Linked DNA regions of Mus musculus: all the other regions are linked to region 1. Evidence: chromatin loops called from intact Hi-C (ENCODE). Cell type or tissue: left cerebral cortex. All regions are shown on one strand. Each heading gives the region's core, and the rest is flanking DNA. Links, peaks and the distances in the headings are about the cores only.

Evidence for each region. Peaks named below come from ENCODE experiments on the same cell type or tissue, not always from the same donor. Only the 100,000 strongest peaks of a DNase experiment are listed, where the experiment ranks them.
Region 2: it touches region 1 in a loop (8-fold over the local background); 2 of 42 quality-filtered maps call a loop at or near these places.
Region 3: a loop joins it to region 1, with 4 times the contacts of the local background. A loop is called at or near these places in 2 of 42 quality-filtered maps.

What each region holds. Positions count from the first base shown.
Region 1 is chr16:37,528,242-37,535,992 of GRCm38, forward strand. Gtf2e1 (general transcription factor II E, polypeptide 1 (alpha subunit)) reads right to left here. Exons shown (of 5, transcript NM_028812.4): 2 at 7,480-7,751. Among named protein-coding and RNA genes, the nearest start is that of Gtf2e1, 7.7 kb to the right of the region's middle. In left cerebral cortex, for the core only: no CTCF peak of the experiment used is centred there; a DNase peak (open chromatin) is centred at 4,004; H3K27ac peaks cover 1,843 bases.
Region 2 is chr16:37,612,724-37,620,474 of GRCm38, forward strand. Hgd (homogentisate 1, 2-dioxygenase) reads left to right here. Exons shown (of 14, transcript NM_013547.3): 6 at 517-608; 7 at 2,640-2,674; 8 at 3,453-3,532; 9 at 4,029-4,128; 10 at 6,135-6,259. Among named protein-coding and RNA genes, the nearest start is that of Gm46559, 19 kb to the left of the region's middle. In left cerebral cortex, for the core only: a CTCF peak has its summit at 1,841 (motif pointing right); DNase peaks (open chromatin) are centred at 1,982, 3,000, 3,593 and 5,205; H3K27ac peaks cover 4,548 bases.
Region 3 is chr16:37,580,286-37,588,036 of GRCm38, forward strand. It overlaps Hgd (homogentisate 1, 2-dioxygenase), which reads left to right. Exons shown (of 14, transcript NM_013547.3): 1 at 1-51. The coding sequence starts at 37. Among named protein-coding and RNA genes, the nearest start is that of Hgd, 4.0 kb to the left of the region's middle. In left cerebral cortex, for the core only: no CTCF peak of the experiment used is centred there; DNase peaks (open chromatin) are centred at 3,784, 4,187, 4,520 and 5,126; H3K4me3 peaks cover 545 bases; H3K27ac peaks cover 2,613 bases.

The DNA.
Region 1 (7,751 bases), core at 1,671-6,670:
ATAAAGAGATTAAATTTAAAAATCAAAATAGGTCCAGCTGCTTTGATAAAATGCAGTGCTGTCATGAGTCATTACACAGCCCCATCCTCAAGGCTGGACAAGAAGATCACATAACTACTGCACATAAACTTCAACCAAAAACAGTAGGTCTGAGGTCCCCACACCTTTCCACACTATGCTTTCTTAATCTACCCAATCCTATTCCGCACTATTCCTGGCACTCAAGATCAAATAGATAGATAGATAGATAGATAGATAGATAGATAATATATATTATTGAAATAACTTAAGTATTATGAAAAAAGGAAGGAAGATAGAGAAAAAACAGTGAAGGAACTAGGATATTATTTCATTTCTTATACAAGGAACTCAAGGGACACTTCAAAGAAGTAAAAAAGGGGAGAAAGTCACATAGGTATTTGGGCAGTAAGGATGGCTCTTACAAAAAGGCAAGCAAACCCATCCCCACTACTCATAAGATTAAAATAAGATGGCTGCTGTGAATATGGGACAGAGGGAGAAATAGTCCCAAATCTGCAAGGCCTCCGTGTAGGACTGACTTTTCTGAGTATGGAAGGAAGATCGGGAGCACTCTGAAAGAACAATTGCCATGACCTGATGTGCTCCTTAAGAGTCATCAGCTGCCACCTACTTCTTCATAGCGCTTACCCTCTCACTTCGTCACAGTTACAGGCTTTAAATTCAAGAGTTCACTTAGGAGGATACATATATCAAAATATTAAGTAAATATTGAAATCTCAAAAAGTCACATTTTATTCTGTCCAATTTCCAAACTACTTTCCTAATGCAAATGGCTTCAGTTTAACTGGATATTAGAAAATAGATGATATCTAACAAACATGACAGCAACAGTTATATATTTCATGACTGTACCTATCATAAAAACAAATTAGTTCATCCCTTAACAATTCATTGTACAACATGAAGAAATAAATGTATATATAAAAGGCCAAGATAAGACAGGTTTAGCTTTTTTTTTTTAAACCGAGGAAATATTAAATATACTGATGATATACAAAATACAATGCCTACCAGCAGAGTGATTTTATCAAGGAAGCCAGCTTTGGTCCTCCCTCAAATGGACATTTAGCTAGTCTCACCAACAATTATTCCTAGGTTCTGGAACTCATTATAGAGAGGGGGAAATGCAGCATGCCTGGAGGACAAATTAAAAAACTGACAACATAAACTATGGTACTTAGATGACTGCCAAAGCTCCCAACACGTTTCTAAATCAGGCTCAATCAAATTCATCTCAAAATGTAGTAGGCAGGCAGAAAGTCTGAGGTTTTGGCATATTTGAAAGACAATAATCAACTGAATATTATGTCAGAATCAAAACCAAAAAGCAACTCTTCACATGTTAGTTATCAACATACAAAAAAAAAAAAAAAAAAACCCTAAACAGAGCTCTCAAACTGTCAAGATCAAAAGCCAGGTGTGGTCACGTATGACTTCAATCTCAGCTCTCAATAGGTAGAGGCAGGCCTGGTCTACACAGCAGGTCAGCCAAAGCTACATAGTGAGACCCTGTCTCAAAACAAACAGGCAGACAAGACAACAAAAGACCAAAGGTAGAGCTGAGGGGCTGGGGTGATGGTTCAGAGCTTGAGAGCAGTTGCTGCTTCTGCAGAGGCTAGTTTGGTTTGCCAGCTTCCATACCACTAGGTAGCTTAGAACCCCCTGTAACTCCCAACTCTGGAGGCACTGATAGCTCCTTTTGCACATATCCTCCGAGACACACACACACACACACACACACACACACACACACACACAGAGTGAGAGTGAGTGAGCAAGAGAGAGAGAGAGAGAATTAAAAATAAATAAATCATTTAAAAAATAGAACAGAATTTTAAAATAAAAAATCTAAAGTTTGGAATATTGCTGTTTACCATATTTCCATAACTTTTGTGTGTGTGCTTATGTATATGGTGTACGTATATGTGTGCAAGTGCGCATGTGCAGGTAGACACACCCACATTTACACTGATGAGAGAAAAGGTCACTGGATAGTCTTCTCCGTCACTGCTTTATTCCCTTGAGGCGCTATTACTGAACCAACAGTTTGCTGTTTAGGCTATGCTGGCTGGCTGGCCTGCAAGGTCCCTGGCCTTTGCCCTAGCACACTAGTTGAAGCTGCAAACAAGCGCAGCCAGCACCAGCTTTCACAAGGGGACCTGGGATTTGAACGCAAGTCCTCACACTGCAGCAAATATTCTCTCCCATCCCTTCCTTTCTTCTAATCAGTAGCTTGTTGACATAATTCTCTAATTAATACCACTTGGGGATGATTTCTAAGAAGGACTCGGGAATTAAGCAAACAATCCTAGATGTCATCTGAGTTTGTGCTTTCATGGCAGGGACGGCAAACACTGATTACAAGACCTCCATCTCCTGCTCCAAGCAGGAAGAGATGAAGACTGAGCAAAGTAACCTGTCCCATCTTTAATGTGTCAAGGCAAACATTAACACATCAGCAAGTCTCACAGATCATCTAACAGTTTCGATGTCAAGTTTACTCGAACATTCTCAATTACTCCTAACTCATCAAGAGAGGTCTATTCCCATTGCTGACTTTGAGACAGACTCTTACTCTTTAGCCTAGGATGGCCTGGAACTTACTAGTTCAGGCTAGCCTTGAACTTACAACCGTCATCCTATCTTGGCCTTCTGAGATCCGAGATTACAAGTGTGAACCACTATCCTCAATTACTGTTGGCTATTTTTGAGTTATATAACTAAAGATTTTATTTAGCTAGTTAACACTTCTTCACGCTAATTTTAAAATCGACTATATTTTTCCAGGGAAGCACAGAAAATAAGCTAACCTCCACAAAAGGCAACGACACACCTCTCTGATATTTTGTGGAGAACATCCTAGCAGTCTTTACATCCCTAAACTTGTAATATTCCTTTGTAGATCTTCCACCTCCAACAGTACAACATATGCATGTGTGGCACCTAGATGCACATCGTTTGATGACTTAACTATATCATCTCTAATTGTTGATGTTAAGATCTTATTACATGCTGGGCGGTGGTAGCGCACGCCTTTGATCCCAGCACTTGGGAGGCAGAGGCAGGTGGATTTCTGAGTTCGAGGCCAGCCTGGTCTACAGAGTGAGTTCCAGGACAGCCAGGGCTACACAGAGAAACCCTGTCTCGAAAAAACCAACCAACCAACCAACCAACCAAACAAACAAACAAACAAACAAACAAAAAAGATCTTATTACATATATGTATTCCTTTAAGAATTTCTAATACCCCCATCTCAAAGTTTATTTAAAATGGGTTTTGGTGGTCTCTGCTAATCAGTAATACTATTGTAATAATCAGGAATCAAGGCTTCCAACACATTTCTCATTCTAACACTAGAGAATTTTATTCCACTTACAGTAAAACCACAGTGCCACATACACATTTTAGATGCCACAAAACTACATTCTATTAGCAATAATCTTAATGAAAAAAATTTAAGCAAGAATAAAATACAATATATACAAAAGAATACAATGCATCATATTTACAAAGGGTAGGGGGGAGGGTGTGGAAATCAAAGAACTCTCATGTAGCAGGGAAGCCAGACTATTAACTATATCTGAACACTATCAAAAGAACCAAGAATATGGTACCTTAAGGAACCAAGAGACCAAAAATATTCTAAGCTACAATAATAAATATAGGTAATATATAAAAAGGCCAGTGGTTTTGTTGGTGATTTCTTTTTTTCTTCTTGAAATTTTTCTCTGAAATTATGGGTGCATATTTTTAAATTAAAATGGAAAACAGAAAGCTATTTCCACTCCATCTAACCCTAACATATAAAAAGAGACTAACACACATTGCTAAACTTAACTCAGAAGTGCCATTAGCTGCATCACATGTGGCAGAGAGTGTCAGGATGGAAATACTAAGTCTACTTACATTGTTAGAAAGCTTGCTAAATCTGAACCATGCACTTAGGAACCACAAGATGCTATTCTGCTGCTCTGAGAGATTTCATGTCATGTCTGTTTTAATTATATAACCTCCCCATATTTCTGGAACTGAAACAGCTATTTTTGTCTGATTAAACTTCTGAAACCCAGAACTGGTGGGCAAAGACTACCGAGGCTTGTCCAATCTCCAGCCCACTAGCCATATGCTAACTATGAATGCAATCCAAAAAAAAAAATCATAAATTTACTTAAAACATCTTTAGGGTTTTGATTTTTGGGGTTGGGTTTTTTCCTTTTTTTTTTTTTTTTTTTTGTGGCAACTGCACTGCACAGTTCTCAAACATGAACCGTGTGATGACCAAGTTGTGCTGCCAGTTAATTGTTGGCCATATTGAAAGCTACTCCAAATGAAATTAAAAAAAAAAAAGGTCTACATATACCAAACATCCACAGGTACAGTGGAGTCAGAAAGACCAAAGGCAAAGCATAAGTGGAGAAAATCTACAAACCTGTAGGAAAGGGAGAGAGGGGTAGAGAAAAATGATACTGGAGTAGGAAATCCTTGGCCTATACGTGACTTAATAAAATAATCCTACCACTCACTGAGTCCAGACCTCCCCATGCTCCTGGAGAGTTCACCTAGGAGTTCATCCTTTTGTTCACTGGCAAACAGCTGCCCATACATTTTGAGTTAAGAACTTTTTATGAAAAGTAAAGCAATATGAGAGGCTCCAAATCCAATTACTGAAGGTTCCCTGATGGCTAAAATAGACCACGGTTCAACCCAAGAACCTCTGAGGAAGAAACAGAAACAGAAGCTCAGCATGGCCCTCGCTTAGCTAGTGAATGACACAGGACTAAAACAGTGCTTCTCAACCCGTGGCTGCAGATATCCTGCAGATCAGATATTTACATTATGATTCATAACAGTAGCAAAATCACAGTTGTGAAGTAGTAACAAAATTTCATGGTTGGGGGTCACCACAACATAAGGAGCTGATTATAGGGTCACAGCTTTAGAAAGATGGAGAACCACTGACCTAGGACCTAGGTAGAGGCAGAAGGAGCAGGAATTCAAGGTCATCCTCAGCTACATAGCAAGTTCAAGGCCAGACAGAGCTACCTGAGTCCCTTTCTCAAAACACAAACAAACCAAAGAAGGCCTTTGATTCTATCTATCACTAGACTTATCATGATACTAGAGGCATCATGACCCTCCAGTATCAACTTGAAAATAGGATAACTTTGAGCTGTGCAGGAGACTGAAAGAGGTATTCAAATTTAAACAGTGCATAAACATTATCAGAATAAGGACACTGCAATCTGCTAACATTTACTTCCCGTTTTCTCCATAAGAAAGGTAGAAGAGATAAAACTAAGCAAAACAGGAAGGAGGCGGGGTGGGACCAAGAATTTCTAAAGAGGATATACAGAGAAAGGAAGAATGGGGGGTATTAAGTTTAAGGATTAAAAAATGCTTATTATCTGTGAATTAACAAGTAGACTGGGGCCTACTATCAACCAATCAGCACAATCTTGTCCTTTGGTAAAGCCCAATAAAAGCCACATTACTATCAGATGGCAAGTGCACTCAAAGTCTTTAACTGATTGCAGATTTCCAGCTATGGTAAGTCAGGCTGCACCACGAGCAGAATGGTCCCACCTGACCTTTAGCACAAGCTGCAGAGCGTTGCTCTGGATGACACCGTCGGTTAAGGGAGTGACTTTTCTTGCGCTCCCACACCCGCTCTTCCCACACTCATGCTGACTATCAACCTCATACTGAAAATGCAGTCTTTGTTCAGACTGACTACAACACACTTGCTTCAGCTTCAGACTGCTTTCTGAGAAAAATCTTGTCATGCCTTTACCCTATCTCAAGGCCTTGGTTCTAATAAACTCTATCTCTCCATGTAAAGCAGGCCAGCCTTTCCAAAGGCTATGTGTTGATTACAACTAGTTCCTCACTCTAATTCCTTTGGTATAATCAAACAATGGTTACACCCAGCCTGGTAATTAAGATTTTCTTATGGTCAAGGTCTCGCAGCCAAGCACCCTACTTCATACTTATATTAGGGGGCCTGAGGTAGAATTGATTACCAAGAGCTCAAGGCCAGCCTGAGTAACATAATTGGCTCTTGGTCATCTTGGACTATAGTGTAGACTCTAGCTTGAAAAAAAAAACCAAAATAAATAAATAAATAAATAAATAAGATTTCTCCTAATTAGGTGTGGGCTTTTGAATGAGAAATGTCCCCATAGGCTGTTGACAGTATAATTTGGGGAGGTTAGCCTTTAAGATGTGAAACCTTGCCAGAGAAGGATGTCTCTGGGGTCAGACTTTTGAGAGTTTATAACATCAGTCCACCTATAGCTAATTGCCCCAGTTTCATGTAAATGAAGATATATCTTAGCTTGCTGTTCCAACCGCCTGCCACCATGCCTTCTCCACCATTATGGGCTCTCCCTCTCGAACTGTTAACCAAAATAAACTTTTCCTTTCACCAGTCAGTACTGGGCATGCTGTTTTACCACAGTAACAAAAATAACCAATGTACTAGGCAAGGCAGGGGAGCCATAATCATAGCATTCTGGAGACTTTGAGCAGAAGGATCAATAGGAGTTCAAGGTCAACATTGAGTTCAAGTAAGTTCCAGTCTGAGTAACACGGAGAGACCATGTCTCAAAAAGCAAAAGGACAACAACCAAACCAAAACCAAAACCCCTCTCCTAGATAAAGCAAGGTAATAAGACAAAACTGTTCCACCAAGTATATGACAAAACTTGTCTCATGCTTAGCTTGAAATTAACCATTTAGCCCAGCCCTTTAAGTTTCTTGTGTTAATGTCATATATTCTGTATTTTTGGAAAACATGGTTCAAAACTTCTAATGAAAATTCTTAAAAATAAAGTATCTGACTAAATGAGGCAAATTATGTATGTTGTTAATAATTCTTTTCCACTAATTGATTTGTACTATTGATCCATTTGTTAAGTTAAAAAGGGTTCCCCTCTTATTTGATCTGGCTAATTCTCATTTCATCTTTTGGGTCTCACCTAGTCCTTCTTCTAGAGACCTTCCCCAAACGCAGATCACGCATCCTAGTTACACACTCCTAACAGCACAATGCATGTCCACTAGCAACTCTCAAGCACATTATGTGTGATATGCTTATGAGCTGCTCTGTCGGTGACTGACATAAATAGACAGACACCAAAAGAAGTTGCTTAAGAATGAGGTCACAAGTAAAGTCAGAAGAACCACAAAGTAGAGAACTCACCTTCAGATCAGGCTGCCACAGTAAATAAAATCTGGGACGGGGGAGGGGGGAACTCAGGAGAGCCATTAGTGAGAAAACTCCATGGATAAGTAACCTTCTGAAGGAAGACAGCCTGCAAAAGACTGCATGCCGATTCGCACTCCTAGAAAGTCTACAATTGGCTTACAATTTAGAACAACTGAAATTAAAAAAGGGTACACATCTTACTTTGATTCATCATCTGGGAAGGTCTCACCTGTCATGGGATCAAACAGTTGATTGGCTTCTAGGTCAGTGAAAGTGCTGCAGCAGACAGGACATTTGAAGGAAGCCCGATTGGTGGAATTTCTCTCATCTGTTTCAATCCTTCTTCTCATGTGGTCCAGCTTATATTTCACTACATTAACAAGAGTGCGGTAATTGATGAAGTAGTAGTTATGGCGGGTGGTCTTCCCATCTGCAGCAGTCTCTACCCTCATTCTGCATTTGATGAACTTGTCTCCCTTTAAATTATTCAAAACGGATCGA
Region 2 (7,751 bases), core at 970-5,969, 84 kb after region 1:
TCCCCCACCCCCACCCTCATGTCAGGCCTCCCTGCACTGTATCATCTGGTCCCAGAGCGGAAGGACTTGTAGTCAGTTACAAAGTCTTCCCCTGCTTTGTTCTGGGGAAAGTAGCCTGGCCTTCCTCATGAGAGAGGGCTGCTCCCAGGGAAGTGTGGATTTGAGGGGGCCCTAAATGTCAAGGGAAGCTTCAGGCCCTCTCCCCACAAAATCCATCTACCAGATATCCCCTCCTTCCTGAAGGGTTCCCTTAATCATAATGAAATGTCCATTGTGAATTCATTTAAAGAAATGACATCATGTTCTCTAAGTTCATCTGATGTGGCCGTTAAGAGGTCTCGGCTATCATCTCGAATGGGACACAGTCTACCAAGTATAAGTCAATACATTTCAGGAAGCCTTGATCCCAAATGGCCCCTAGGGCATTCTCAAAGGGAAGACTACAAAACTAGGCTTCAGGGGCCAGGGGTAGGCCTGAGCCTCAAAGCACTAGTCATTCTGTTTCCCCTCTCCCAGGGTTTGTACACCTTATGTGGAGCAGGAGACATCAAGTCTAACAACGGCCTTGCTGTGCACATTTTTCTGTGTAACTCCTCCATGGAGAACAGGTAAGAGGCTCAACTGTTGGGGCATGACATACTCATCCCCTAAGTATCTATTAGCCAGAGAGTGAAGACCTAGTAAACTCGTGTGCAAACACAGTTCTTTTATAATTATTCCCCTCTCAGAGAAATGTCGATATGTATTCATTGATAACAACAAATTAAGAGGGGGCTGGAGAAGTGTCTCAGTGGGTTAAGAGCACTGACTCTTCTTCCTAAGGTCCTGAGTTCAATTCCCAGCAACCCCATCGTGGCTCACAACCATCTGTGATGGGATCTGATGCCCTCTTCTGTTGTGTCTGAAGACAGCGACATTGTACTCATATACACAAAATAAATAAAATCTTTTTTTTTAAATATGAATTTCTATTTTGACAGACTCTTGTGACATATACAAGAATGTCAGGAACAGTGTAGGCAGAAAAGGAAAGGTTAGGGCCTTGTGACGAAGGAGCGGCTCACGTAGGCAGATTGGGGACAAATAGAGTTAATGTCTAAGGATTGCTAGGGTTCAAGTCCAAAGCCAAGCTGCACGAGCAGTTCTGTAGGCAAAGTAACAGACTTGGCTTTTGCTAAGAGCTTAGCAGCTCGGCGCAAGCTTAATGTACCGCATACTAATTAGCTCATATCCTGCGGTCTTTAAGGAGGACACATGTCACAGCACCTATGTGCACAAACTAGGACAACTTGAGGAATCACTTCTCTCCTTCTACCATGTGGGTCCCAGGGATCAAACTCAGATTCTCAGCCTTGGTGGCAGATGCCTTTACATGGTCGGCTGTACCACTGGCCTCTCTATTCTGTTTTGTTTTCCTTTAAAAAGTAAATGATATCCCTGCCTTTTCTTTGGAAAGCAGACCATCATGGCGGCTTTGGATGCAACCTCTAGGACAGTGGTTGTGAACCTAGGTGTTAAGACCCCTTTGAGGGTCGCATATCAGATACCTTGCATATAGGATATACATTACATTACGATTCATGACAGTAGCAAAATGACTGTCATAAAGCAGCATCGAAATAATTTCATGGTTGGTGGTCACCACCACATGAGGAACTGTACTTACTGAAGGGTCACAGCGTGAGGAAGGTTGAGAACCACTGCCCTCGAACTACACTTTTGTTCTTCAAACTGAATTCTGATCTTGCTGACTTAATTAATGTATGCGAGCTATTCAACTTTTAAAAGATTGTTTTTATTTATATTTCACTTTATGCATATTGATATTTTGCCTGCCTATATATCTGTGTACCATGTGTGCCTGGTGCCTGTAGAGACCAGAAGAGGGAGTTGAATCCCCTGGCACTGGAGATAGGGGTGGTTGTGAGCAACCATGGGAGTGCTAGGAATAGAACTTGGCTCCTTTAGACAACAAACAAGTGCTCTTAACTGAAGATCCATCTCTCCTCCCTTAGCTGTTCCACTTTTGAGTCATCCATCTCTCCTCCCTTAGCTGTTCCACTTTTGAGTCATGAATCAAGGCCAAGATCGCAGCCTGGTAGGAAGCATTGGAGACCTCCCTTTGGGTCTAGCCTTGTATGAGGTCAATCCCCCCCACACCCCCCCCCGCACGCACGCACACACGCACGCACGCACGAACTCCACATAAGCCACGTTGGCTTCCCTTTATTTCTCTGTAGCAGCCCCATTAGCCTCATTGCTTTAGAGCGCCTGAACGTGCTTCTTCTTTTGCCAGGAGTTTCTCCTCTTGCCTAGATGATAACAGATCTCTTGTCCAAAGCCTCATCAGTGGGCAGGAGGCCTTTGTTGTCTCCCCAAACCAGTTCAGGTCCCTATTCCTTCATGCCCCTGAACTTGACTTTCGCAGCATCATTGCGCTTTGCCCTTAGGGCAGTCCGCAATTGTGTGCTTCCTGTGGAAGTCTGTCAGACTCTAAGCTCCACAGGGAAGCTTCCGCTGATCACTTTATACCCAGCACCTGGTTCATGGTAGGCACTAAATAATAATTTGCGGAATGAATAAACTTGTCCAGAATGTGTTAAGGCTGAAAATCACAGAAAGTACTCTGTAAATTTCAGGTGCTTTTACAACTCAGATGGGGATTTCCTGATTGGTAAGTTCCTGGTTGGTAAGACTGACTGATTCCCTAGCCCCAAGCTATATTCCAGTTGGGTTTTTTTGTTTTGTTTTGTTTTGTTTTGTTTTTGTATTTTATTTGCCTGCATTCCCCCGTCTACAAGAGTGAGGTCCAGACACCACTGGTGGTCTGGAAAAGATTCCTAGTGTACCTCAAAGTGTCCAACGTATATTCTGGGCTTTCTGCCTATGGCTGTCTCTGCTGGGCATCTCCCGTGTGGGAGATCTTGGCAATGGAATGAAATGGCATTCCTAACGTGACTAACTTATTAGGAAAATTCTATTTGCTTTTAAACTCTCTGAAGGAAAGCCCATTTGTCATCAACGACCACGCACAGTTCGGGTACAAATTTTATGAGACCATCTAAAACCTAAGACCCGTGAGAGGTTTTGTGGTGTTTAGTTTTAGTATTCAGGAGTGAACATTCCCCTGTAGTCAGCAGACATGCAAATGCCAGCATTCTGGCTGAAATGTCAGAAAAGAGTAGTTTTCTGTGCTATTTCTATGACCCTTTTGGGTCAATTCACAAAAGTGTATATTTACAGGCTCCTCAAAGTGGGAAAGAAGATAGAGATTTTGAAGAATTTTCAAAATCTTGTAGGCAGTAAAATAGCTAACTGACATTGTCAGAATACAGTTCACCCCTAAGAGACCCCTCGTTCGCAATAACAAGCAAATACAAGCATTAAGCTTTCGGGTTCTCCTTTGAACAGGATTGCTCACTACTACACGGTCTTTTCCCCTCTCCTCCCAGTTCCCCAGAAAGGGAAACTTCTCATTTACACCGAGTTTGGCAAGATGTCCCTGCAGCCCAATGAAATCTGCGTCATTCAGGTTGGTTCTGAGCCCCCCTCTCCCCACCACTTCTCCCTAATTTGGGAGCAATCAGATGTTTCAGTTGCTGCTATTTCTAACCCTAAAATGTCTCTGTCATGTCTGGGCGACCATAGGGAGGAGTCAGAGTTAAACAGAAGGCTTCGGGGTAAGCGGGCTTGGTGCCTGCTTTGTTTAATATAGCGCACAATCACCAAGCAGAGAGTGGTTACCACTTCCTTTCCCTAAGTGTTAGTAGTCTGCTTCAGGCTGTGTCAGAGACAGGAGACGGTGAAGGTATTCACAAATATATTGAGTTGTGGCTAACTGGGGGCTGCTGTTATCTCTGGACCCAATAAGACATTAATTATTGGTATGATTAGGAATTAGATTTTTTTTCCTTTGTGGCCCATCTTTAATCTGCTCACCTGGAACAGCATCCTTGGGAACACAAGCACTTTATTTCTGCATATAACTGCAAGAATATGATTGATGATGCCACGCTTCTGTCCTCCAGAGAGGAATGCGATTCAGCGTCGATGTCTTTGAGGAGACCAGGGGCTACATCCTGGAGGTCTATGGTGTCCACTTTGAGTTACCTGACCTGGGACCCATCGGTAAATCTTCACCCCAAGCCTTGCTTGAGATTCATCTCCTCCCATCTCTTCCTGGCTCTCACACTCAAACTTCAACTTCCCCCTTCAGACAACTTCCTTAGACAAAATGCCTGCCTACAAGATATATGAACAATAGAAAATGGTCCAAACCAATCTATTATACGTTCCTCTAAAACAATAAGATAGAACAATGGCAATAAAGTCATTTAATGGGTTTCTGGTTAGATGTTTATATTATAAGGGATGCAAAAGGGGTTAACAAAAATAGCTTTACCAAAGATGAGATTTGAGACTTGATTAAATTCTTTTTTTTTTTTTAAATCAGAGTCTCTCATAGCCCAGGCTGACCTCTTATTCTCTGTATAGATAAGAACAGCCTTGAACTTCTTCCTGGGTGCTGGGATTATAGGTGTTTGCTACCATGCCCAGCCCCATGCGGTGCAGGGCACTGAACCCAGGGCTTTCTGCTACTCAAGGACTTTACCATCTGAGCTCCTTGGCCCTGAGATTCAATTAATTGTTGATGGCATATTAAAGAGAAGTAAAGCGGAAAGGGAACAGCTTAAGCAAATGTATCAGATGAGAATAAGCTTTGTGAATAATGTTTTCTTCAGTCAATGAGCTGTGTGTTTCCAGCCATAAAAAATGTCATGGAGTCTATTGCCTTGGAAATATGAACTGAACTGGGTGACACATGATCTTTGAACGTCACATTCCTTCTGAGCACACTTCACAAAATCCATACACTTAACAGTAACAAGCATATTCCTACATTCTATGAGGGAGCTGGAAACAACAGTCTCTGTGCGACAGATTAAAGCTTCCAGACAAGCTCTCCCAGCTCCTAGTCTTCCAGCAGCTGAAGGGAGGATGCACGGGAGGGAAGAGATGAACTTAGAAGCAGTTTTTCTCAAGCCTCTCTTGAGGAGAGCTGGAGAAATCGGCCACTGGTTTCTGCTTGGGCCATACCTTCCAGTTCTTTCTTTCCCTGTCAACAGCTTTTCAGAGCAACAAGGACAGGCCAGCATGTGCCTTCTGGTCACTCCCCTGGGGCTCCAAATATTCAGAGGAAGGTGGGAGGCAGCAGAGAGGCAGCTGGAGCCATGGTGGGCCGTCTGTCATCCTGCTTGCCACCCACTCTTCCCACTTTGGTCTAGCTTCCTGCTGCTGTGCAGGCAGCAGAGCCTCCAGGTTCCACAGAGCATGTACCCTCTGGAAAATATATATAATTTACTAACCAGCTGGGCGCTTTTTTTTTTTTAACCCCAGGAGCTGGAAATGATAAAACACTCCCCAGGCCTTTCCTCTCTGAGTTAAATTATGTTTTTGCACTTACGCTTTTTCATATTTTGTCTTTTTGATTTATTTCCTTTCTCTGGAGGGAACACTCACTCCTGAACAAAGCTAAGCAGGCAGGTTGTCAGTTCTTCCTCCCTGAATGGCAAGCAGATACTTTTTTAGGCTGGACAGCAGCTTTATAGTTCTGGCTTTTGAGTTCTGGCTCGCTGACAGAGGCCTGCCTGGGACAGTAGCTAATAACCTTTTTGTATGAGATCAGGGTCTGAGGATATGTAGGAGAGTCCCCAGTGCTTCCTTGGACAGACATCTGCAGTTTCCTTGGATCCTCCCCTCTCTCCCTCTCCCTTTTCCTCACATGTAACACACATACAAAAGCCATATGAACATAATCACTCTTCAGTTCCAGGACATGGCACTGCTTATGAGGACTTTTGAAATTTTCTTTTCCAACCAAATCTCTAAGCTCTTCTGACACATCTACCAAACTGGGATCCAACAGATTCCGGAGTGCTTGGGGTTGAACCTAGGACCTCACATACACTAGACAGGCACTGAGCTATAGAGCCCTGACTGGGAATCTAGCAAGGATTTTGGTGAAGAAAGTAACCTGTGGCATGGCTTGTGACACAGAAGAAGATTCCCTTGTGGGCCTCTTTCCTTCGACTTTGGAAATACCTAAATGGAGTTTGGGTTCCTGTGTTTTCTAGGAGCAAATGGCTTGGCCAATCCTCGAGATTTCTTGATTCCCGTTGCCTGGTATGAAGATCGTCGAGTGCCAGGTGGTTACACTGTGATTAATAAATTCCAGGGCAAGCTGTTTGCTTGCAAACAGGTACAGTAAGATTGTTGGTAGCCAGGGAGTGAGTGTAGAGTTATGGAGCACCAGTTGATAGCCAAGGCCAGCCTTAGGTACATTGCATACACCCTTTTGTCTTTATTACACACTAAGGTACTGGCAATTACATAGCATGGGAACAGGTCAGATGGTGATAATTACTTCATGGTGCTATGTGGCAGAACCACGGTTAAAACCCCCCAAGTGTTTGACTCTCGAGATTGTGCACCTCCTCAGCTAGCAATGGAAATTTAACATTGTCCGGGTCTCTAAGAGTGACGTGGGAAACATAACATAGAGGCCTCCTAATATGATCTGAAAAAGAAGATGACTCATCACAAGGAGAAGCCAAGATTGAGACCCCTCAATGACCCCCTTATTTCAGATACAGATGATTGATTTTTGGCACAAAATGGAAAGAATTTAGTTGATTAGCTTCAACTATACCAGAGACCTGGTAAACTGAGGACATGAAATCACAGGCAATAATATAAAATTAATTTTAAGACATGACAACATTTTGTCCCTTCACAGAAGGCCTGTCACATAAAAATAATAATATAATATACAACCTATGCTATAATACTATATGTTTCTTTTGTTTATTTTTTGAGACAATGTCTCATGAAGCCCAGGCTGACCTTGAACTTGCTTTGTAGCTAGAGTGTCCTTGAATCCCTCATCTTTCTGCTTCTATCTCCCAAGAGAAAGGATTATAGGTGTGTGCCATCATGCCAGGTTATTACTATGTCTCATTATTTAACATATTGAGTGTGTAATGTCAGAACAGATTAATCATGTAATAAATGCCACCCGATAGTCCTTCTGTTACTATTATTTGTTTAATTTTTTTATTTGTCTGGTTTACTGTCTGTATTAGCCTAGCACTCATTATTTTCCTTGCATACTATCAAAAGGCCATGCCAGCCAGCAAAGACAGACCAGTCTAAAACTTCTGCTTAAACCCCAGAGCAAACAGCAATGTGCTATCTTCATATTTTCTGGGTCAGAATTTTTCAACAGTTGTTTAGGGACCATTAGTCTTAGAAACCTTTGGACAGCCTTGTTCAAAATGCTCCTACCCATATTAATACTCTCACCTGGCAAAAAGATAGCCTGGGGTATTAGAAGTAGATATTTACATAAATTAATGGGGGGGGTGGAATAGTGAGGCATTTCTCTCCCTCTCTATTCAGTGCTTCTGACTTGATGTAGCGCCCGCTGAATAGCCTCAAAACCAGATCGCAGTATCCAAGAGAAGGCACTCAATGTATCATTTACCAGAAAAAAAAGTTATTGTTGGAGAGAAAGATAAAATATAGTTGAGAGTATTCATACCCCAGATATCAGCAAACACTGTAAATCAGAGCATTGTTTCTCCAGAGAACTCGCTATAGACATTCACAGATGTAGGCTTTTTCATGGTTCTAGATCTTTCTGGAGTCCTATAGAAGCGTTTCCCCTCTTATTTCTCAGGCCCAGGAATACC
Region 3 (7,751 bases), core at 970-5,969, 51 kb after region 1:
ACTCCTTGGCCTGGGTCTCCCTCCAGCAGAAGGGAAATGGCAGAGTTAAAGGTAAGAAACCATCTGGCTGGATTTGGATTAAGACAGGAGAGTGTTCTAGGGGAGGGGTGTCACTTAACCTGGACGGAACATCAAGCCCCAACACTAGAAAAAGAAAGGACAGAAAAGAAATGGGGAGAAAGGAAGGAAGGATGGAAGAGCTGGAATGAAGAGATGTCTGACAGGTCTATTAGCCTTCTTCAGCAAGAATGTGTGGGGTTTCCTGGTGTCAGAGTTGAAAAAGACTTGTGGGTTGGGGGCTATAGAGATGGCTTGGTGGTTAAAATACTCTCTGCTCTTCCAGAAGACCTGAGTTCAGTTCCCAGAACCCATTCAGCAGTTCACACTCCAGGTCCAGGGGCTCTGACACCCTCTTCTAGCCCTGTGGCTTCTGTAGGCTCATGTTAATGTACACACACACACACACACACACACACACACACACACACACATACACGAAGGAGCTCAGCCTAAACCCCGTGATCAGATACTGCACCACAATGGTAGTAGATGTGATTGAGCTGAGGTGACAAGCAAGAGGTGACAAAAAGCAGTAGCATCCTTGCCTTTGTTAAGTCCTAATATTGTCGTGTGGATCTGAGAACCTATTAAGAGCTCACCTTCTAAATGGATGCATGCATTTCTCCCTGGGTCTCCTTGCCCACTGCTCTCTATCATCCTTGCGGCTGCACCCTCCTGGACTGCTTCATGCCAGCCAGCTCAGTGTGCTTCATCTACTTAGCCATTTGGTAGTCCAGACTCAGCTTTAGACAGTACTTTTTATTTAGCGTGCCATTGAGAAGAATTAGTAGGCCACGTGCTACATGTGCTAGGTGTTTTAAGGGTCCATTAGCATTCTAAACCTAGTGAGTACATGCTTTTTTTTTTTTTTTTTTCTATTTTAAACCAATAAGGAAAGCAAGGTTCATAGAGACAAGGGGACTCATCCAAGGTCCCTACTGGTAAATGGTGGAGGCCGTAGTAGAAGTCAAGAGTTTGAATTGCAGGCCCCCAAAAGAGGGTTGGTGGCACCTGCTAGGTTGGACCTTTGGGTCAGGGAAAAGAAGTGTGTCCCCAGTGTCTAAAACTCTTCCTAGTGCTCAATGTATACGACCATAACTAGAATGCCCTGGCACATTGGCTCAAGCTGAGTAGGGCAGGCAGGAATTGAACATGGCCAGGAAGCCTTTCAGTAAAGGCTGGGATGGTAAACCTAGAGGGTCCCTAATTAGTAGATACCGTGAAGGTGCTAAACTCCCGAATAAGGAGTTTTTCTCCTTTGTTTTCACATCAGATTTAGAGTTAGCTTTCATTCAGTGTTAGTTTGTGACACAGCAGTCAACACAGCCTGGGAAGGGAAAAACTTCTCAAAAGAAGCTGTTACTGGGTGAAGTGACAAAGGATTAGTTAGACCAGAGGAAAGGCCTGTGTGAAGATGCATAATACACAGAAAGATCTGTGAATCCCAGGAACCTAGTATTTCAGCTGTCTTGGAGCTGCTGCACGGATGGAGGTGCCCAAGAGGGGACCGATATGTAGATGAGAATCGAGGGGGAAGTGGGCATAGATAATGGGGACCATTATGCCAGTTGAAGATGTGGAGGAAGGAGAATTCATAATAGTTTTTGTTTTCTGATGGAAATCCTAAGAGGAAGTTCATCAAGGGAGGAAACATCCTTACCATTTATAAATAAATCATATCTAAAATCCTGTCCTGCCGCAATTTTTAAGCAACTTATTATGCAAACGCTACCACATGCAAATGGCATGCTGGCCTTTGTTCTCAGTTTCAAAGGCTTGCCCAGCCTGCTGTCTAATCTCCATAAGGAAAGGTTATTTCAGAGGTCAGAAATCTAAATACAGAAAGCCAGATCAAAGCAGACCCATCCCAATCAATAAACATTATAAAAATTTAGCATCTTTCATTCCTTCCATCATTTCAATGGCTATGTCAACCTCTCGTGAAATCATATTTACATAAAATCACAGCTAGAGAAAGAAAAGTCAAAAGCTAAAACAATTGCATCATGTTTAAAATGAATTTGTTACATTCTGGACTACATCACTTCTGTTTGACCATTCCTCAAATAAAAAGCTGGTTTCACATGTGGACTTCGGGCCCCACCAGCAAACCCTTGACTCACTAGATTGGGTCTGAAATGATTCTTACTGTGAGAGGACCCATTGACCTATGGTTTCCTGTTGGGTTACACCAAATTGCCATAAACTTACTGGGTTAAAACAGCACACTCTTCCTGCACTTTGGGAAAATAGATATTTGAAATCAGTCCCACCGGGGCCAGCCTCAAACTGTGAGCATGGTTGTGCTTGTCTGGGGGGCTCTGAAGATTTCTCTGGTTTCAGTTTCTAAAGAGTCCACATTTCTTGGCTCTCAGCCCCTCCTTTATCTTCAAAGCCCCTCCTTTATCTTCAGATCTCTGTAGATTACCTTCTACCTTGGTCCTAACAAAACATGTGAGATTACATTTCGAGTGCACTCAATCTAGAATCTCACCACCCCCAAAGCTGCTTCTGTATTTCTATCTGCAAAAGGAATACATCTGTTCACCTTTCCAAGTTCATTCCAAGTTATGTTGGAACAACTGGAAAACTACCTCAGGCCTTGGGTGAGGCAGCCAGAGGTCAGGGAGCCCTTCCTTAGACTCCTTCTCAAAGAATGGAGACCAGAGAAGACAGAGTAACAAGGGTGACAGAGACCAGGGGAAGAACTGGCTGCCTCTAGTCAGGTTCTTAGTGACATGGGCATGAAAACTGCATTTGACCCCATGACATGAGCCTCCAGGGAAAAATGTCTGCTCTTCCTCCTCAGGCCAACCCAGGAAGATAGAATTAGCTGTGAGAAGATACTTTCTAAACTTCACACTCAAAGGCTGTTCTGCGCAGCCCCATACTCAGGGAAAGGTATTTGAGATGAGATGGCTAACTACGTCTTTGACCATGAATTTACCTTCTAGGGACAGGTACTTGACTTTACTGTCACTAACTGACCTCTTAGCTTTCTGGCCAGTTTAAACTCTGCTTTGTTTCCTTTACCTGACAATTGTGAGCCCCAAGTCCCTTGGCTGGTCCTTTTGTCTCATTTTTTGTCTTTAGTCCCAAACAAGGTGTTGGGTAGCGCAGGATGGCCCTGAGCTCATTGTGGAGAGGAATGACCTGTCCCTTTTCTTCTTGCACCTCCCAAGTACAGAGATCACCGGCTGAGCCACCCACTTGGCTCCTGGTTCATTGTTAACTAAGCGTCTTGAGGATGGTTTGTCAGGAGGTTGAGGTTTCAAAGTTCTAGGCCTATTTAAATATAAGTCTACTCAAAGCCTGACTCTTAGTTTCAGGCATTAAAAAAATAAGACACAATGATCATTTCACACCATTACTCAGCCTGCAACAGCAACGTTCAAATTTCCCTAAGAACCTAGTTAGCAGAAGACATAGATCCTTTCAGTTTTTTTTTTAAGAGGAGCCCTAGGCTTGCCCCCCTCCTCTCTACCTCCCGCCCCCATGCTTGTCTCTATTTCCAGAACACCCAGTAAAAGGAAACAAGGTGCCCATGTGCTCCCCCCCTCAGGTGTTACCTGGAACCTGACTTCGAACCTCTTTAAATGAGTCTGCTAAGTACATCACATCCTGGGGACCAGGGGAGAATGGAAAAGCTGTGTGCCAGTGAACTGCTAAAGAAGTGAATGTACCCAAGCCACGTGGGCCCCTGAAATGCATTCTTTCATTTAGCAAGTGTGCATATGATTCTCTTGGGAAGAAAAAAGATCGTATTTTTATATAGCATCAAATTATTCAGGAATCTGAGCTGAAGGAAACATAAACACGCTCGCTTAATGTCAGGGTTTTGTTTTGTTTTGTTTTGTTTTGTTGCGGAAAGTGCATCTTTACATAAGCCCAGAGGCAGCTGGAGTGCAGCTTGGGTTTCACAGCTGATAAACCCAGAGTTCAGATTCTGTCCTTGGACTCCGAAGCCTTGAGACAGCAGCTGCAAAACACAGCTCCCTCCACTGCGAAGCCTCCGGCGGCAAAAAGCCTCATCTAAAAGCTCTTACAGACGCCTCTCTAATTTTGCTCCTGGAGGGTTAGGAAGACCGACCATCTAATGGTGACTCAGCAGCTGCCACCTGCTTTTTAAGCTAGTGCACTTCCAGGAGGCAGGGGGAACAAGGATTCAAAATTGCTCCGTCCCACCTTCCCTTCCTCCCCTAAACTCTTCCCCTCAGAGCTTTGGGTGGCTGCCTTCCCAACCGACAGCTGTTCTTTCTGTATTCTTTTCCTTTTTCCTTAGAGGACAGCCTTAATCAAATGCTTTAGAATCACTAACTCTCGTTTTCTTCGTTTCGAACGCGCCTCTAACCTCTGTTCAGAGGCCAGCGGTTCCAAAGAGCAGGCAAGGTTAATCAGTAAAATCCACCCCAGCCTGCCAGAAAGCTCAGCTGGCCCGGACAGCGCTCAAACCTCCCTTCTTCCCTGCGGATAGGAACAAAGCCGCCGCCCAACAAAAGAGAGGGCTCTGTCATCCTCCGCGGCTTCTGTCGCCGCTGATCTACAATTCTGTTCACAGAACTGAAGATAATTTGAGGTCATTACTGAGTCTCAGCAGCTCGAATTCAGTCCTGTTGGTGGTGAGCATGAGGCTCATTTTGAGAGAAGAAAATTGTACTCAGTGGAGGTTCAGGGTAGCGGATGGTCTCTGCCATTACCCCAAAGCTATAATTCCAAACTGCATGCAGCTTGGAACAAATCTCATTATAATAGAACTCACAGTTGGGGGGGGGGGGGTCTGATAAATTTTCAGAGAGATTAAAAAAAAAAAAACGTAGGGGTTGAGAGATATTGCTCAGTGGCAAAGCACGTATGCATATGAGGCCTCAAGTTCAACCCCAAGCAACACCCCCTTCCCCATCCCCGCCCCCAAAAAACTGTGTCTGATGGCAAATGAATAATTTCACTCCCATTGCTTTCTAGGTCATAACATTTCATAGTCTTTCCAAATATAGACACTGCTGGCCTGATCGTCGCTCACACATCCAAGTCCGTTACATCCAGCTCATTCTTGTGCTTGCTGCCGAGAACTTTGAAGGGCCTACCCTCCACCCACACCCATCCTCCTTATATCTCTTAAAGAACTGTGCTCATATGGTGATATTTCACTCACCCAGTAAGGCTGCGCTCTCCTTATCTTAGGCTAAAATCAACTCCTGTTTAAGTTAGAGCAAAGGGAGTTCGAGTCCCAGTCACCATGGCAATCATGCATACCTCCTGTGTGAGAAACTCCCCACAGATGCTCACTGGATAACTTCCATGGGCCGAGACACAAGGTACACAGGGGTAATAATACACACATCACACACACATACACACACACACACACACACACACACACACATGTTGGGAACTAAGGGGGGAATAGGGGAAGAGGGGGGAGGGAGGATAGCCCAGTCCGGTGTGCTAAGCATTGCAGGAATGAGTCTGGGGTCACAATGGATGAGCAGTAACTGGGTCAAGACGCTATGGAATCTGCTGCTCATCCTCAAATTGCCCAAAGGATCATAAGCATGATTTCATGCAACCATTTCGTAAATAAATTTCCAGAGAGGGAATTAAGACGTTCAAGGAGGCTAATGGGATTCTGATGCATCTAAGGCTTGGGGCAACTGACATATCGAGCCACCATGGCTCTCACAGTTTGTAGGCCAGCATATAAATATCAGCTGTGCACTCATTTCCCAAGAAACAGGAATGACTTCACTCAAACTAGCAGTTACATGGTCCCTAGTTCGGTGGTCTATGGACCATTAACCCGATAACTGAGATCTTTATCAATTACCATCAATAAAGCAGTCTTTACCATAGAAGTTTTAAATTTTTCAAGGGATGCTGTAAGTTATCTTGTTGAGAAACTTAATTTCCCCCTCTGTGTTCTAAACCTAAGAGATGGCAGCCACAATAGGCTCCACTGAATTTTTCTGAAAAGACTGGAGGCTGGAATATCTCCTGAAAGCCTCTCTGTCTGTCCTTAACTCAGCCCTTCTTTTCTTGTATCCACACTGTATTAGTCAGGGTTCTCTAGAGTCACAGAACTTATGGATAGTCTCTAGATAGTAAGGAATTTATTGATGACTTACAGTCGGCAGCCCAATTCCCAACAATGATTCAGTCGCAGCTGTGAATGGAAGTCCAAGGATCTAGCAGTTACTCAGTCTCACGCAGCAAGCAGGCGAAGGAGCAGGAGCAAGAGCTAGAGCTAGAGCTAGACTCCCTTCTTCCAATGTCCATATATTGTCTCCAGCAGAAGGTGTAGCCCAGATTAAAGGTGTGTTCCACCACACCTTTAATCCCAGATGAAAGGTGTAGCCCAGATTAAAGGTGTGTTCCTTAAACTCGGAGATTCAATCTTCTGGAATCCATAGCCACTATGGCTCAAGATCTTCAAACCAAGATCCAGATAAGGATCTCCAAGCCTCCAGATAAGGGTCACTGGTGAGCCTTCCAATTCCGGATTGTAGTTCATTCCAAATATTGTCAAGTTGACAACCAGGAATAGCCACTACACACACAAATGCAAATACACACATCACACACACACACACACACACACACACACACACACATGTTGGGAACTAAGGGGGCAGGGGGAAGAGGGGGAGGGAGGATAGCCCATGTCCAGCCAGAGTTCCTCCTATGCTCTGGGCAGGTGGAAGTGGGAGGGCTGCCAGATGCTTTCCACTCGGCCCAGGTGGGCATCTAAACCACTGACCCCACTCTCCTGGGGGTTGGGGGAGATGGTAGACAAGGGGCAGCCCCCAACCTGGGGCCCCAGGGTGACACCCTCAGCCCCGGGGTTATGGGAGAAAGGGCTGAGGGAGAGGGGTTCCCAGGAAGGCAAGAGTCCTTAGTCCATGCCTTGACTGGAGCACAGGAAGGCCTTCCATTGGGAGACTAGAAATGGCTCATTAGAGGAAAGCCTATCCCATCATCCAAGTGCAGCAGGCCTTGATGAACAGAGACAGTCTATGGTTTTAGAGCTTTATTGTAGAAAGGCAGGGAGAAAGAGAAAAAATAAAAGAGAGAGAGACTGGCCATGACCAAGAGGAGAGAATTTGAGAAAGGAGAGAGAGAAGAAAGACTAGAGTAAGGGGTTAGAGAGAAAGAGAGAGTGAGGAGGGGATGAGGAGAATAAGAGAGTAAGAGAGGGAGGTGGGGCCAAGCAGCCCCTCTTATGGTGGACTGTTATCTTTACTGTTGCTAGGTAACTGGGAGGAGTCTAGCCTGAAGGTCAGAAGCTTGGGACATTGTCTACATGACTACTAGCCACACTTCTCCTGTGGGGGCTGTGGGGGCAGTAACAGGAGCCTTGAGTTCCAGGATACATGAGGGGACACCTACCGTGCCATGTAGGTGAATTATCACCACTCCAGGGTTCAGACCTCAGCTCAACTGGAGACCAGACTGTCTGTGTATAGCCCAATGCCACCCCCCCAAACACACACTATATAGATAACCCAGATGATGTTGACTCCTGTGGAAGGAGTTTTCTAACAAACACGTGCCTGTTGCTATAAATCCCCATACCTCCTTTCAGTCTGAGGTTTTAGTTTCTTGTTTGTTTCTTTATTTTAGGGTGTGCAAAGGAAAAGGCGCTGCAATGTACACCCAGCAAGTTACTGCTAATTTGGAGTCAAAATGATGACCAA